2 separate regions of the Homo sapiens genome follow, and region 2 is linked to region 1. Evidence: chromatin loops called from intact Hi-C (ENCODE). Cell type or tissue: endothelial cell of umbilical vein. All regions are shown on one strand. Each heading gives the region's core, and the rest is flanking DNA. Links, peaks and the distances in the headings are about the cores only.

Region 1 (4,384 bases), core at 118-4,117:
ACCACACCTAGCTAATTTTTTTTGTATTTTTTAGTAGAGATGGGGTTTCACCATGTTGGCCAGGCTGGTCTCGAACTCCTGACCTCAGGTGATCCACCTGCCTTGGCCTCCTAAAGTGCTGGGATTACAGACATGAGCCACTGTACCTGGCCTCTCAGGCAAAGTTTTACGAGAGTGTTCCTAGTTGGTGGGTGGCTTTCTTCTGCCATGTGGCCATTCCATCTTGTGACTCCACTGTGCCAGGGAGCTTTGGCATTGTGGCTGGGTTTGCTGCTGGTGAACAGGGCAAGAGAGTTTCGAGGCTCACATGGGAGGTTTTCGGGGGCTAAGCCTGGAGGGACTGACCATCACTTCTGCCCACATTCTAGTGTCCATAACTCAGGCCGTGGCCACGCCCAGCTGCAAGGGAGGCTGGGAAATGTAGTTCAGCTCTTTGCCCAGGAAGGAGAGGAAACAGGTTCAGGTGAACACACTTCAGCTTCTGCCGTGTGGTCAAGCTCCTCATGAGTGATGGTGTCAGAGTTGGGAGTTGGGACTGAGGTTTGAGGTCAGGTGTAGGACTGGAGTTAGATCTGGAGATAGAGTGTGGGATTTGGCTTGGGGTTATTGATGCTCCAGGTTATGGTGAATGTTAGAGTCGGGATTAGGGTTTAGGGCTAGGGTTGTGCTGAGGTCAGATCCAGGGCTGAGGGTTGGGGTTTGGAGTCAGTGTTGATGACAGGCTTCCATTTGGGGCCACAGTGAGAGTCCAGCTCAGAGTTAGGGACCAGAATTAGGGTTGGGCTGCTGCTGGGCTTGGAGTCAGGGGTCAGCATACTTTGGGGAGAGAAGCGAGCTCAGGACCAGGATGTAGGTGGGTCTGGTTCCAAGATTTGTGCCAAAATCGGATGTCCTCCCCTTTCCTTACCATGTCAGCCACACTCTAGGATGTTTCCAGAAACTGGATGTAGAGACCAGGCCTCCCCTATCAGGGTGGCAACGATGATGATAATGTTGGTGATAATAATAAAGATAGTAACATGTATTGAATATTTATTGTGTGCCAGGCACTGTTCTAAGCACTTCACACGAATTAACTCATTTAAGTCTCACAACCACCCCATGAGGTAGGTACTAATTATTGTGCCCGTTTAACAGTTATGAAAACTAAGGCACAGAGAGGCTCAGGTATTGCCTAAAGTCTCACAGCCTCCACCATACGAACCCCAGAGCCCACCAACTAAAGATCATGAACCAACCCTTGGGAGCTGGACCTCAGGGTTGAAGGAGACGGTGGTCAGGTGGGAGGCTGGGAGGAGTCACCAAGGAGCTTCCCAGAGGAGAACAGATAGGCTTTCTCTAACTATGGGGACAGGTAGTAAAGGCGTCACAGGCCCAATTAGGTAGGTCTCCCAGGAGTCTAACCCCCACCCCTCATGCTGCAGGGGATGGGGACAGGAAGCTAACAGCCGAGGAGGAGGAGGCTCGGAGGATAGCAGAGATGGGCAAGCCAGTTCTTGGGGAGAACTGCCGGCTGGAGGTCATCATCGAGGAGTCATATGATTTTAAGGTGATTTTCCGGGGCCTCACCTTCCTGGAGTCCAGCCTGGTTCATTTCCTTGGGGAGGGTCCGGAAAGCGGGGAGCCACAAGGTTCCTAAGATCAAGCCAAAGAAGGGTCCCACGTCAGGACCACGGACAGCACATGCCTCCCTTTTCCTTGCTTGCCTTCAGAACGGGGGTGTGGAAAGTTGAGGACCCCTGGGCACAGGCTGTGAGCCCCCGACCCAGGACCCAACATGGAGCTTCCCTGGTTCGCTCAGGGGCAGTGACCTCTCCCCCACCCTCTCATCCCCAGAACACGGTGGATAAACTCATCAAGAAAACGAACTTGGCCTTGGTAATTGGGACCCATTCATGGAGGGAGCAGTTTTTAGAGGCAATTACGGTGAGCGCAGGTAAGTGGGGAGGGAGGAGAGAGAAGAGAGAAAGATGGAGAGACAGAGACACAGGGAAAGGGGGAGAAATGAATGGAGAGACAGGCACAAAGATAAACAGGCCGGGCGCGGTGGCTCATGCCTGGAATCCTGGCGCTTTGGGAGGGTGAGGCGGGAGGATTGCTTGAGGCCAGGAGTTTGAGGCTGCAATGAGCCATGATCGTGCCTCTGCACTCCAGCCTGGGCAACAGAGCAAGACGCTGTCTCTAAAAAAAATACAAGCAGGAGAGAGAGACACACAGAAATACACAGGGAGAATCAGAGAGACATGGAGAAGACATGAGACAGAATGAACGGTGCAAACTGAAATGGGCCGGGGAGAGGGAGAGGCAGGTAGATGAGGATACAGAAAGGGCAGAGAAGGGAGAGGTGGTGGCTGGAGCGGCTGGGAGGGTTTGTGTTTGGCTCTGGGCTGAACCGGGAGGGTTCCCAGCCTGGGCTTTCTCCCAGCATCAGGCATCAGGAGGGTGGGAACAGATTAAATGGTGTGGCCACCCCAGAGAGAGCCTGGGTTCCTCCGTTGCCCTGGAGACAGTCACCAGGGCACCGAGCTCTTTCCTACCTGCGCGGGTCACCACCCTCCTTGGCCTCAGACAGGCCCACACTGCCCCCTTGTGGCTAGAGACACTACGACACTTGTACCCACTGACGGTCTTGGAAGCCAACACTGGCCCTTTGTGATATGGACTGGGGAGACTGAGGCTCAGAGACAGAGGAGGGAGTGGCCTGAAGTCCCACAGGGAGTCCAGAAAAGGCCCGAGGTCGGAGCTCAGGGCTTCAATCTCTTACATAACATCAGGGTTAAGGCCCCAGCTCTTGGGGACTGAAGGCGTACATGGAATTGTGGTTGCAAAGAAACTGGGCGAGCAGGATCCAAAGAAACCAGGCTTAAGGGGATGGGAAAATACAAGGCAGCAGTCCTAGAAACACCAGACTGTTTGCCCAGTAGAAACAAAGTGGCATCTCCCTCTGAAGCCACATTCTTCTGACATACTTCTGAGGGATCTTCTGGGCCCGACCCTATGTGAGACATTGCCAGGGACACAGAAGTGATTTCTGGCCCTGTCATGGAGCTTACAGCCCAGTGCAGGAGACAGACATGTCACAAGACACAGACAACCCAGAGTAGGCAGGGCTGGGATGGGAGACCCGGAGGAAAGCCCTGATGCGGTTCCTAACCCAGCCTGAAAGTCAGGGAGGGCTTCCTGGAGGGGGTGGCTTCCCAGCTGAGTCTTCAAATGGGTAAAGATGTCAGCCAGGAGGAGGGAGAAGACAGGGAGAGTGTTTCAGGCAGAGGGAGAGCCAAGCACAGAAGCCCTGGAGTGTGCGAGATTATGGCACATTTTTTGGGTGGGTGCCTGGTGTTGGGCGGGAGGAAGAGGTACCAGGATGAGGCTGGAAATCGGCACATTTCTACACTGCTCCTTGTGGACCACAGTAGGGAGCTTGGGTGGCATTTGAACACACTGGGGAGCCATGGAGGGTTTTGAATGGGGGAAGCCCCTGGGGCTAGAGAGAGCTTGTGGGAGGAAAGTGGAGAGGGTGTGGGTAGAGGCTGTAGAAACTAGCAGTAGAGGCTGGGTGCGGTGGCTCACGCCTGTAATCCTAGCACTTTGGGAGGCCGAGGCAGGTGGATCACCTGAGGTCAGGAGTTCGAGACCAGCCTGACCAACATGGAGAAACCCCGTCTCTACTAAAAATACAAAATTAGCCGGGCATGGTGGCCTGCGCCTGTAATCCTAGGTACTCAGGAGGCTGAGGCAGGAGAATCGCTTGAACCTGGGAGGCAGAGGTTGCGGTGAGCCGAGATAGCACCATTGCACTCCAGCCTGGGCAACAAAGCGAAACTCCGTCTAAAAAAAAAAAAAAAAACGAAGAAAAGAAACTAGCAGGAGACGGGCCCTGCAGAGGCTCCTTTGAGGTTCATTCCACGAACAACGGGGAGATGGCAAGGGGCTCTTTGAGCTTCGGAGCATTTCCTTCCTCTGGGGACTTAGTGGAGACGGAGGATGAGGCGGAACTGAAACGAGGTGGGAGGTGGCGGTCGTAGAGACCCAGCGTACATCGTGCTGTGGGTTTATAGAAACCAGGTGGTTAGATCAGGTGATTAGATCGGGGTGGAGGAAGAATAACAACATAACAATAATAATAACTGTAATAATAATCCTGATTATGACAACGGTGACCCTATCATGTCTTTTTTTTTTGAGATATGTAGTCTCTGTCATCCAGGCTGGAGTGTAGTGGTGTGATCTCGGCTCACTGCAGCCTCCTCAGCCTCCTCCTCCTGGGTTCAAGCGATCCTCCTGACTCAGCCTCCTGAGTAGCTGGGATTACAGGCACCCACCACCATGTCTGGCTAAGTTTTGTATTTTTAGTAGAGATGGGATTTCACCATGTTGGCCGGAC
Region 2 (4,384 bases), core at 96-4,095, 180 kb before region 1:
ATAGAGGGGAAAACCAAGGCCCCAAGCAAGTCCCCTGTCCACAGCCATTCAGCCAGCAAATAGCAGAACTGGGATTAGAACCAACAGGCAGGGCCCAGAGCCCACGCTCCTGACCTCCACACCAGGTGGCAAGCACATGACGCAGGCCATAAGCAGGAGGAAGAGGCAAGGAGGTCATCAGACACAAGGAGGTCACCTGAGGCAAAGACACGTGCAGCCTGGAGATGCTGCCTGGGCGACAGGTGGGATCACATTGAAGAGGAGAGAAAGAGAACAACTTTCTTCAAGGTGCAGCATGAGGGGCCGGGCACGGTGGCTCACGCCTGTAATCCCAGCACATTGGGAGGCCAAGGCGGGAGGAGTGCTTGAACAGGATTTCAAGACCAGCCTGGGCAACACAGTGAGACCTCGTCTTTACCAAAAATATTAAAACTCCCTGGGCGTGGTGGCGTGCACCTGTAGTCCCAGCTACTGGGGAGGCTGAGATGCGAGGCTCACTTGAGCCCAGGAAGGATAATGCTGCAGTGAAAAGTGATGGCGCCACTGCACTCCAGCCTGGGTGACACAGCAAGATTCTGTCTCAAAAAAATAAAAAAAGATGCAACGTGCAACATCAAAGGTGCTCCGTAAGAGCTACCAAAAGACAAATCACTGGCCCTTGATCTAGCAATCCCACTTCCAGGAGTCTATCCCACAGGCGTACTCATTTCCCTGTAACATGTGCGGACGTATGCCTTCCCATGCTTCACACAGAAACCTTTGGAAACACCTCCACGTCCATAACAGTAAAGGAGGATTCACCCACACAGAGGAATACCATGCAGCCAAGAAAAAGATAGAGGAAGACCTACATTGGTAGGGTCTCCCAGGGAGATGAAGCGTGGAAAAAAAGCAATGCATAGACCAGACTACCATCTGTGTAAGATGAATAGTTTTTTGTTTGTCTGTTTGTTTGTTTTAGACAGAGTCTCGCTGTGTCGCCCAGGCTGGAGTGGAGTGCAGTGCTACCGCAATCTCGGCTCACCGCAACCTCCGCCTCCTGCATTCAAGCAATTCCCCTGCCTCAGGCTCCTGAGTAGCTGGGATTACAGCCATGCACCACCATGCCCAGCTCATTTTTGTATTTTTAGGAGAGATGGGGTTTCACCATGTTGGCCAGGCTGGTCTTGAACTCCTGACCGCAGGTGATCTGCCCACTTCAGCCTCCCAAAGTGCTGGGATTACAGGCGTGAGCCACCATGCCCGGCCTGAATAGTTTTAAACACATAACATCCATATATAAAAGTACATGCACAGAACATCAGAATGGAGGTGCTGTCTCTGGGGAAGAGAGCTAGGGGACCAGGGATTCTGGAGAGGTTAGAGGGAGAGACACCATCTTTAGTGTTCTGAATTTGCCCCGTGTGTGTATCACTTAGAACAAAAGGAACAAAAGGCAGACAGAGAAAAAGATGATGTCTCAGACCACCCAGACAGAATGAATGAAACCCCACAGCGGCTAATCCAACCGTTCTCTCTCCTCCTCCTGGACTGTGTCCCAAGGTCTTAACTGATCCCCAGGGCCCTGTCACACAGTAGGCCCTCAGGAAGTTTAATTGGGAACAATTAAAGAAACAAAGGCCTTCTCTGCTTGTGCCAACACTCCTTTCCCCCTCCCCCCAATGAATACATACACTCATACACAAAACTAATTGTCACCAAACTAGAAATGCCTTAGAAAACTCTCCCTCTCCACTGGGGAAACTTGCGTGTCACTGAGACACAAAAGCTTCAGTCAACTGGGACAAAACTCTACTGGTGGTACTCCAGGCAGAGGAGAATGCGAGGGACGGAACCAGGAGACACTCCCTGGGGACCCCTCAACCAAACGCTCCCCATGCGTCTCTAGTGTGGCATAAGGTGCATCCTACCAGGGAGCTAGCTCAGACAAGACAGGGGACAAAAAACCAGAGGGATATGAAGGGGTGAGTAAGGAGGGGGCAATTCTTCTGCTGGGGGAGCAGGCAGCAGTTGTCATCGTGGACACGGCACGGGTGACTGCTCTTGTTTCTACTAAGTGAGGGTGCCTGGTCGGGGAAGAAAGCTCAAATATGACCAGGGCAAGATAACCATACTCCCCACCCCTCTCCCCTGCAGGGCGGGAGAAGGGAAATGGCAGCCCCTCTGCCTTCCAAGCCCAGGCGGCCTGGAAAGGAATGCCATGTTTTCCTGTTTCCAATTAACTTCCCCTACCAGCAGCCTTCTGCATTCTTGAGACCTGGAGTCAAGGCAGCCTGGCGGGTGGGGGTTGAGAGCTGGCGGGGGAACTGGGCTGCTGGCTAGACCTGGGCTACAAGGTGGCCCACGGGAACCTGGGGAGCCTTATACACCCCCAGGAACTCCCCCTTCATAGGCCTCTGGGTGCTGATCCCCTGGCCCTTCCACAGCCTGGGGCACACCCCACCTCCTGAAGGAAGGTTAGGGAAGGGCCACAGGCCTCTGAGAAGGAAGTCAGCCGGGAGACCCTCTAGGGCCTCACTCGGACTTCTCCCACCAGCCCCCCAAAAAGATCAGTTCCTACATTCAGCCAGCACTCAATCTTGAGAGATCTGGGTGTCCCCACAGCCCCTCTCCTCCTGCCCACCTCCCCCGAGAATTCTTATTACTTATGCCTGTCATCTCGCCAAGGGAAATAACTGCACTTAAAGGAGGGGACAGTGGCTGCGGGGATAAGGGGTCCCTTAAAGCTCCTGGGATCAGACCCCATGAAGCACCATCTCCCCAGTTCTGTTGACAAATACGGAACCCCCACCACTAGTCTCTGCCGTCTGGCTTGGAGTCCCAGCTCGGCCGTGGAACATGCTTCCCCTGGCCTCAGTTTCCCCATCTGTAAAATGGCAAGATCACCTGTATTACCTCCTACACTGGGTGAGCTGGGTCCAGCCCCTCTCCGTCAGCCCCCCAGCCCCTCTCCCTCAGCCCCCCAGCCCCTACAGCTAAGCATGTATTCCGCATGGGTAAAGTGCTGAAGGGGTAGGGGCCTAGTCCCCAAAGCGCTCAGAGGGTGCGTGTCACTGAAGGGGAATTGTTCGTTTGCAGGTGGCCTTCCCAGACCACAGGGAATTCTTCTGGGGCAAAGGTATTCTGCCACTCACCTTTACATTTTTTATTTTATTTATTTTTTTTTTTTGAGACAGGGTCTCACTCTTGCCCAGGCTTGAGAGCAGTGGCACAATCACGGCTCACCCCAGCTTCAAACTCCTAGGCTCAAGCAATCCTCCCACCTCAGCACCCCCAAGTAGCTAGGACCACAGGTGAGTGCCACCATGCCCAACTAATTTTTTCATTTTTTGTAGACACAGGGTCTCACCGTGTTGCCTAGGCTGGTCTTAAAATCCAGGGCTCAAGCAATCCTCCAGCCTCGGTCTCCCCAAGTGTTGGGGTTACAGGTGTGAGCCATGGCACCTGGCCTTAAATTTAAATGCCAGTCAGATTACCTGAGGTCAGGACCTCAAGACCAGCCTGGCCAATATGGTGAAATCCCGTCTTTACTAAATATACAAAATTTAGCCAGGTGTGGTGGTGGGTGCCTGTAATCCCAGCTACTCGGGACGCTGAGGCAGGACAATCGCTTGAACCTGGGAGGCAGAGGTTGCAGTGAACCAAGATCAGGCCATTGCACTCCAGCCTGGGCAACACAGCGAGACTCTGTCTCAAAAAAAAAAAAAAATTAAATGCCACCAGTTGACATTCCTCCCCTGTGCCCACACTGCGTACCCGGCCTGCTGAATGATAAATATGAATGACACGTTTGGATAATACTTTTACCCACCTCCAGGTCACTTAAAGGAACTATAATTACCCCCACTTGCAGATGAGAAAACAGGACCAGCAGTTAAATGACCTGCCTAAGGTTACAGAGTGGATCATGCCAAGGAGAACAGGCAAGAAAGTTCTCCGCTAGCTGCATCAAAGGGCCATGGTGTGGCAAAGCGACAGCGGGTCACAGGGCATAGGAACAACCAGACATCAACATTCCCAAACAGTTCAGCTTCTCTCTTCTCTACTTCAGGGCTGAGTAGCAGCAAATGGGGCCAAGTCCCCCGCTCAGGTAGAGAAGGGAGAAGATGACAGTGGGGCCAGCTCCCAGGTACCCCGAGCCCATCACTGGCCAGGCCTGGGGCTCCCCCTCCCCCACTCCTCACACACCTTCAGTTCTCAGTTCCTGCAGACAATTCTCCATTCCAGCCACAAGTGAAATGATCCTGCCCTCAGCCCAACTTCGAGGTGCATCTTACCCCTTCTCAAAACCAGCTCCCAGGGAAAAAAAAAATCTGGCCGCTTCTTCTAAATATTATCTACATTTCCGAACCAGGTCCACTGAAGTCAGGGGGACAAAATGCCA

What was found. A loop is a pair of places that touch in the nucleus more often than their neighbours do. Peaks named below come from ENCODE experiments on the same cell type or tissue, not always from the same donor. Only the 100,000 strongest peaks of a DNase experiment are listed, where the experiment ranks them.
Region 2: a loop joins it to region 1, with 2.9 times the contacts of the local background. A loop is called at or near these places in 23 of 110 quality-filtered maps.

Annotation. Positions count from the first base shown.
Region 1 is chr19:47,435,014-47,439,397 of GRCh38, reverse strand. It overlaps SLC8A2 (solute carrier family 8 member A2), which reads left to right. Exons shown (of 10, transcript NM_015063.3): 7 at 1,425-1,549; 8 at 1,837-1,936. Among named protein-coding and RNA genes, the nearest start is that of MEIS3, 18 kb to the right of the region's middle. RefSeq lists an enhancer at 2,303-2,804. In endothelial cell of umbilical vein, for the core only: a CTCF peak has its summit at 2,593 (motif pointing left); a DNase peak (open chromatin) is centred at 2,577.
Region 2 is chr19:47,611,199-47,615,582 of GRCh38, reverse strand. The region is part of intron 1 of BICRA (BRD4 interacting chromatin remodeling complex associated protein); the gene reads right to left. Among named protein-coding and RNA genes, the nearest start is that of BICRA, 4.3 kb to the right of the region's middle. RefSeq lists enhancers at 1-486, 2,149-2,980. In endothelial cell of umbilical vein, for the core only: no CTCF peak of the experiment used is centred there; a DNase peak (open chromatin) is centred at 2,212; H3K27ac peaks cover 1,378 bases.